2 separate regions of the Mus musculus genome follow, and region 2 is linked to region 1. Evidence: chromatin loops called from intact Hi-C (ENCODE). Cell type or tissue: gastrocnemius. All regions are shown on one strand.

Region 1 (4,000 bases):
TCACTGCAGTGAATTTGGGGGTTGGGACTTTTATTCCTGCTCTACAGAATAGAAGTTTCTAGTGATTATAGTGCTACTGAAATAGGAGGATTGTAAAGTTCCTGGATAGCTTGCTCTACATAAAGGGGATTTTGCTTCAAATATTCCAAAAACCAAAGTGTCTGTATCTCTTACAAAATGGCAAAAATCATTTTTTTTCTCTTTAGGCAAAATTATAATAAAAATCTTAAAACTGTTCATTGATCTTCAAAGATCATAGTTCATAAATACTTCATAGTTTGTGCAATTATTTTTCTAGAAATAAACATTAAAGATTTGTTACAACCAGTACCCCCAGAGCTCCCAGGGACGTCACCGAAAGAGTACACATGGAGGAACCCATGACTCAAGCTGCATATGTAGCAGAGGATGGCCTAGTTGGTCATCAGTGGGAGGAGAGGCCCTTGGCCCTGTGAAGGTTCTATGCCTCAGTGTAGAGGAATGCCAGAGCCAGGAAGTAGGAGTGGGTGGGTTGGTGAGCAGGGGCAGGGGGGAAGGGATAGGAAGTTTTCAGAGGGGAAACCAGGAAAGGGGATAACATTTGAAATTCAAATAAAGAAGATACCTAATTTTAAAAAAGACTATTATATGAAAAAATAAAGACTTGTTATATACACACAACATTTTGTCATGCTTTTACATCTTTTTATAAAATGTCTATTACATGCTAGAAGCTTTGCTACGCAAAAAAAAAAAAAAAAAAAAAGAGCTATAATGGGGAAAATATAGGTTGTGGTTGATCTCACTTGAGCATGATTGTCAGAGTCAACAAATAAAAAATGTGGAATGTCACCCTGAAATTGTTATTCAAATTTAGCTTGCCATCCTTCCCATCTGGCAAACTTATATTGGAGAGATAAATTGAAGTAGCTGCGAAGTAACTGCATAGGAAAGGTTACTTTAGAAAATAATTTCTCGGGCAGTGGTGGCACACGCCTTTAATCCCAGCACTTGGGAAGCAGAGGCAGGCAGATTTCTGAGTTCGAGGCCAGCCTGGTCTGCAGAGCGAGTTCCAGGACAGCCGGAGCTACCTGTCTCAAAAAAACAAAACAAAACAAAACAAAAAGACAAAAACAACAACAACAACAACAAAAAACAAAAACCAAACAAACAAGAAAGAAAGAGAGAAGAGAAGAGAGAAGAGAGAAAAGAAAAGAAAAAAGAATTTCCAAAATGAATTCTGATCCTGGGAAAGCCTTACAGGGTGGAAACACAGCAAGGCAAAGGCAGTCCCTAAGACACTAAAGAGTTCAAAAGAACAGTGGAGAGCTGGGGGAAGCAAAAAGGGAGACCATGTTAAAAAAAGCCTGAGAGAAAAGCAGGATTAGGATTTTAAAAGCCTAAAGAGAATTTCCTAATTTGCATATTAGGAATAATTTCCCCCGAGAAACTGTAGGCGTCTCAATTTGACTCTAATTTGAAGAGTGGGCTGTGAGAGGATGGGTATTAGTAATTTTCAGGGAGAACTGGACATTCCTGAAACGGAGGAAGTGGGAAACCAGGTTCACTGACAATGCCAAAGGAGACATCAGCCCGTAGGGCTCTGAAGGATCAGAGGGAGGAGATGGAGAACACTGGAGAAACCGTCCACAAGCCAAATGTTCCATTTTAGGTTAAGAGTACAAAACGAGTCTTTGATTTGAAAACTGCAAAGGCAACGTCAGAGGTTGAGGTCCACGGAGACCGCAGCTAGGTGAATAGGAGAGGAGGACCCAAGGGTTTCCATTTTTCCTTGGCCTTATCGAAGATCAAGGACAGGAGCGGAGTTTGGAGATTGAAAGGCCAGTCTCCATCGGGCGGAGCAGCGAGGCAAGACTGTCTCTAGGGACCAATCCTTTGCTAGAGGACGCTTGATTGACAGGGTCACGTGGCAAAAAGTGAGCGCTGAACGGGAGGCGAATCACTTCGGGGCGTTGTCCAGGGCACTAACCCGGAACCGGTTTGGGACTCGATTCCCATTGTGAGGCCTGGCCTGAGGCGGGCTCTAAGGCAGAGTGGCAATTCCCCCTGGACAAATGGATTAGCTGCAACCCATGAGCAACAGCCATCTCAGCCAATCGGAGCAGGCAGAAGTTGGTGGGCGGGGACTCCATGAAGCATCTCTTTTCCAGCACCCTCAGGGGCGATCCGACAGAGGTGCCCCGGGGTCGCAGGTGAGTGTTGGGTTGCAGCGGAGCAACGGGGACTGGGGAGCTCGAGGGAGCAGAGGAGACTTGGCAGGGTGGGTCTCTGTGGGGTGTCGCCTCGGTGAGCTTTGGTTTTGACATTGAAGAGCGCAGGATCCCGAGGCTGTGGAGTAAAGTCCCACTCATAATTGTCACCTGACTCGGGAGAAGCTCTGGGCCTCTGCAGAAGTGAGGGAAACCTAGGTAGGGCTATTGCTGACCATTCGGAAAGCAATAATAACCCTCCAAGTTGCCTGGACTCTAGTTGGGCGCTGCACCACCTTGACCCCTCCCCCACCGAAAACTCCAGGCTGTGGGATCCATCGTCCCAGAGGCCTCAACTGCACCTTCCCAACGTTACTTCGTAGCGGGAGACCCTTAAGCAAACTTCAGTTGTGTTTATCACCTCAAGTTTTAAAGGAAGGAAAATAATTACCCTGTAATAATATTGAGGAAAGGGAAGTCACTCTTGAAATAAGATTGGAGTGAGACAGGGGTGGAGGGAAGTTTGTAGATTTGGAATGCTTTTCTTCTTAACTACTTAGTGACTCCCTCTCTCCCCCGCCCCCCCCCAAACCTACCCTCTTTCCCTCCCTTCTTTCTTCCTTCCTTCCTTCCTTTCTTTTTTCCTTTCTTTCTTTCTCTCTCTCTCTCTTTCTTTCTTTCTTTCTTTCTTTCTTTCTTTCTTTCTTTCTTTAATTTAGATGTTATTGCCAGTTTTTTTTTTCCAGATCTTTTAGTTCTATGTTAGACAAAAACCTAGAAAGTCCATTCAGTCGTTACAGAGGAAATACCTAGTTTTATCTTACAGTACATCATTGGTAGTTATGTGAGTGCACTGCACAACATTTCTGTTTCTGAACAGTAAAGAATAATTGTGGAAGCCCTCCACAAGTTGGAGGGTTATTTATTCTTCCTTTCCCAATGGTCAGGAAGTTCAGGAAAACAGCTGCTGTCTGTGGTTCGAACACTGGGACCTGAGATTTAGTGACTGACTGTCAAGTTCCTTACTGTAAGAACAGGATGAAAACAATAAAGAGGGGGACGTGTTGGGCATCAAAAATAGTGTAATTGTACATTTTATGACCGGTTCTATCCCTAGCACCAGGAATGGTGCCCCAAATGTAGGAGCTGAGTAAATACCTTTGATGAACTTATTTGGGAGTCTGTTAGAGAAAATCCAAACCTCTCATACACAGCATCAAGGTACTAGGAATGGTACAAAAAGACAGACATATTCATAATCTGCTAGTTTTTGCTTTTGTAAACGCAGCTAACAGATTTTATCTCTGACTGCACTGATGCTCAAATGTTCTTTAACTCAATACTGTCAAGGCTTCAGGTAAAGTCTTTCTCTGGATTAAGTGAAGACTGACCAGAATAAGGGTCCTCTAGAGTAACAGAACTTTTAGAAAGTATGTATGTATGTGTGTATGTATATATATGTATATATATATACATACATATATATGAATGACTTACCAGCTGCAGTCTAATCCAACAGTGGCTGCTAATCCAACAGTGGCTGGCTATAAATGGAGAGTCCAAGAGTCTAGTTCAATTTATGAGGCTGGATGTCTCAGCTGGTCATTAGCATAATCTGGAATCCCAGAGAATTAGGCTCTAATGATAATGAAGGAATGGACTAGTGAGGTGAGAACAAGCAGGCCAAGAGCATAAGTGTCCTTCTTCTGTGTCTCTACATGGGGTTCACCAGAAGATGCGGCCCAGGTTAGAGGTGGATTTTTCCAGCTCAAATGACCTGGATCAAAGGTGTATCTTTCTACCTTAAAGAT
Region 2 (4,000 bases), 65 kb before region 1:
GATTCAGAGTCAACCCAGAGCTCTGCGGCACGGCGTGACGTCTTGTGAGCTTAGCTCGCTCTCCTCGGAAAGGGCGGGACCAGAGTTTCTCAGAACCGTTTTAGCTGCTCACTCTGGAGAAAGAGCTAACGAGACAGTCGCACAAGCCAATCGCAGCCGGAGTTTACAGGCTGGGCCTGGGTGGAGACTTCACCGACTGCAGTTGCAGGTGGGTGAGCTGTGCGGTTTGAGGGAGGAGTGGGCTTGGACCGGCTTGGACCGGCTTGAATCTGGCTGTTGGAGGCAAGGCTCCTACTACTCTCGGTTGTGGTGCATCTCGTGAGCGCTCCGGAAAGGAAAGGTCCGCAGCGAGGAGCCTTCTGCACAGGGAGTTCTATATGGCAGCCGGCAGGGAGGTGACCCTTCCCTTCGTTTGCCAATGGGCCCTCCGCAGACCTCCCTGTCTACCCCGGGCCAACCGAGAACAGAATCGGTGGTGCAAGCCCTCTAAGCTTTGCTGTGCCCCTCAAGGGTTCTGCGCACCTTGATGCCTCATGCTGTTCTTCCTGCCGTCACACCAGTGCATTTCTGTTTCCTTGGTTGCTTGTGTAGATGGATGTCGGTGCTCTTCTGTGAACATCCATTTGAACAAAGTCGAGGACGAGTTAGGGTCCATGGAAAAGTTGGTCTCTGCAGATGAATGTGGATTTCGTGGATGATGGTAGATAGGTGTCATGCTGATTCAACCTTTCTAAGGTGGCCAGAAAGTATCTGGGAAAGCTAGCAATAATCTAATCTACACAACCACTGTCCATTAGTTCTGTATTCCTAGAGATGGGTATAGTCTGATCTGTACTTATTCCCATTAACATTTTTTGTGATATTACACACCCCTCGAGTCTTCTGCAGCTACATGGCAGTTTGAGTCACTCACACACAGACATTGCTATCTTGATATAACCCCTTATCTGTTAAAAGAGTGAGTGAGGTGCTATTTAAGATGTGAATATTGCAAAGACCTCATAATGTGACAAGGTATCTGAAGCACACAGAAAAAGCTACAGTAAGCAATGTGGGGATGAATAAAGACAGCAAGCACTAATACCCTTATCAGTAATTATAATAATTCAAGTTCTGTTTTTCATCCTATGTAGCTAAGAATCCTGTTATAGTGTCTTTCCCCGTGTTTTTGATGATAGTGTGGTGACGTGGGCCAGAGCAGTTCAAGTAGGACAAAAGAGGAACATGACTAGGTTCATGATGACTGGACGTAATGGTACCAAAAGAGTATTGTCAAGCTTGTTATCCTGGATAAGGAGTAGAAAATTACAGTGGTGCCTAGGGGAGAATAGGAAGTCAAGAGATGGGGATTTTTTTGTTGTTGTTGTTTGATATGTATTTAAAGATAAGAGTACTGGAATTGCATGTTATGCTAAGTGTCTAACAGAGAAGGAGAAATTTCTAATGTGTATGCCAGTGACAGACAGACAGAAGATGATGGCCATTCTAGCAATCACTCCAGAGGGATGGACCATATTTGCTTTTTGCCATGTCACTGAGCTGGAGATGCAACTTCGTATTAAAACTCGTGTCTAGTGGGGTGTAGAGATAGCTCAGCTGTTAAGAGAACTGTCTGCTCTTCCAGAGGGCTTGAGTTCAATTCCAAGCAACCACATGACGGCTTACAACCATCTACCCTGGGATCTGATGATGCCCTCTTCTGGCATGCAGGTGTACATACAGATAGAGCATTCATTTACATAAAATAAGTAAATTAAAAACAAAAAAAACCAAAACCCTCATGTCTAGTTATGCACTGTCCTGGGTTTAAAATAGTACCTTCCACAATAATTACTCTAAATGTTCCAACAAATAACCTTCTTTCAACTTATGTCACTTATGAGCTACAAATATATTCTAAAACTGGAACATCAAATTACTGCCACATTAGAAGTTAATGGTTCTTGACTTTAGAATCATAGGTCCTTTACTTGTTTTCTGCATCTCTGTCTTCTGTGGACAGTAATGGCTACCTCTAACTTTTTAAAACCAAAAGACTCCTTTTTCATTTGAGGGCTTTATATAATTTCTCTGTTGATTTACCTTCTCATCATTTAGGTGTCAACAATACATCCTCAAAAAGATTAGTATTGTAATGGATGAGGGCAAGCCCTCCAGAGTCAGAGTATTTGAGTTTACATACCAGCTTCCCACTTACTCATTGTATGTGACCTTGTGCAAAGTACTTATTTCCCCATCTATAAAATAGAGATAATAATAGTTTTTGATTTGTATAAGTAGCTAGAGGATTTAAAGAGCATACAAAATATGCAGAAGTAGCAGCACTAGATAATAAACACAAAAAGAAAGAAAATATAGAAAGTGTAGGTGTATGTATGTCTGTCATATTCTCCAAAACAGCTCTCGTTCCACTAGATCATATCTGTTCCTTAATTGGCACTGAAGCCTACTTCTTCAGGATTCCTGCATAGACAGAAGACCAGCTGAAACTGAGCAACTACTAGATTACAGATAGCTATTTTTGGTTTAGCCTGTAAGTCCTTCCAAAAATCCAGGTTATAATATATAATCCGGTGTGTGTGTGTGTGTGTGTGTGTGTGTGTGTGTGTGTGTGTGTGTTTGTGTGTGTGTGTGTGCATGCAGAGAGAGAGAGGCGGGAGAATTATTTTATAAGTTCTACGGTGCTAGAGAATGCTGATTAATACAGTGCTTTTACATAACTTCTATAGTAAACTCCATATCTAGATATTAGTGACTGGATGCTCTAATGAAATAAAGTCCAGATGAAGTAGAACACAGCCCATCCTTATTTTAATTTATCTTATAAATTACTTAATAAAATCATTACTTTATAACAAGGATTTATTGCTAAGCCTAATTCTTGAGCTATTAAAATTTTAAACTAATTTTTATAATTTCAATATAGTCTGTTTTGAAGTCACTTCCATGAATACATAGCATATGTGTTCTTCTGCATAGTAGTTGTTGATGAAGGAATAGCACAGAGAGAGTGTGTGGATTAATTTGGAATCATGCTTTAAGACACAGGATGCGACAGCTCACTCCTGTGAGAGGTTGAGTAAAGGATTGCCAACTAAAAGTCAGCCTGCTAAATATAGTGAATTCTTCCAAATGCCTCTGGCAGTTCTCTCTCTCATATCTACAGTGATAACTTTAACCATATTGTAGAGTAATGTAGCACTTTTCTTTACTGTGCCCCCTCACATGTACCTGGTGCAGAAACCCAGGATGCATATAAGAGTTTTGTCAAAGATGTATGCAAGAGAGGTGCAGTATAAATAAGAGGAAGAGTTTTTTTTTTGTTTTTTGTTTTTTTTTGTTTTTTTTTTTTTTTTTTTTTTTTTTTTTTTTTTTTGGTGCATAAGAGAGAAAATATCCAGAGGCATCTGAAAGAGGCCAAAGCAGACAGAGACAGAGACAGAGACAGAGACCGAAAGAAAGAAAGAAAGAAAGAAAGAAAGAAAGAAAGAGAGAGAGAGAGAGAGAGAGAAAGAGAGAGAGAGAGAGAGAGATTGAACATGGCCAGTAGGGTGGCTATGGCCCAGGCTCTCTGATAAAGGGAGACTAGCCAAAGATAAGAGAATAGAGAGAGTGAGAATAGCAAAAGCCCAGAATAGTGAGAATAGTTGTAAGGAGGAGGAGTAGCTGAGGGCCAGAAAGGCCATGAATGAGCAGGCAGCTGGGAGCTTAGCATTGAGGAAGAAGTGAGAATGGCTAGGATGCTAGTGTGAGGAGATGGAGTTTCCTTTAAACCTGACAATTATAATAAGGTAATAGAAACCTCCTTGAATTCAAAGCTAGCCAAGGCTACATTGTGAAACCCTGTCTCAATGGTGACACCAATTTACTGTGGCACCTTTTGAGCAAAGCCTTATGAGATCTTATAAGTGAATTTCTCTCTTTGTTGTTGCTGTTTTTATTTATTTGTTTGTTTATTCTATTTTTTGAGGTAAGGTTTCTTCGGGTAGCCCTGGCTATC

What was found. Peaks named below come from ENCODE experiments on the same cell type or tissue, not always from the same donor. Only the 100,000 strongest peaks of a DNase experiment are listed, where the experiment ranks them.
Region 2: it touches region 1 in a loop (3-fold over the local background); 22 of 42 quality-filtered maps call a loop at or near these places.

What each region holds. Positions count from the first base shown.
Region 1 is chr9:4,374,432-4,378,431 of GRCm38, forward strand. It overlaps Msantd4 (Myb/SANT-like DNA-binding domain containing 4 with coiled-coils), which reads left to right and starts at 2,121. Exons shown (of 3, transcript NM_145609.2): 1 at 2,121-2,192. In gastrocnemius, no CTCF peak of the experiment used is centred here; DNase peaks (open chromatin) are centred at 1,990 and 2,460; H3K4me3 peaks cover 2,322 bases; H3K27ac peaks cover 1,610 bases.
Region 2 is chr9:4,309,727-4,313,726 of GRCm38, forward strand. Kbtbd3 (kelch repeat and BTB (POZ) domain containing 3) reads left to right here and starts at 17. Exons shown (of 3, transcript NM_001164574.1): 1 at 17-208. In gastrocnemius, a CTCF peak has its summit at 1,699 (motif pointing left); no DNase peak of the experiment used is centred here; H3K4me3 peaks cover 1,212 bases; H3K27ac peaks cover 1,287 bases.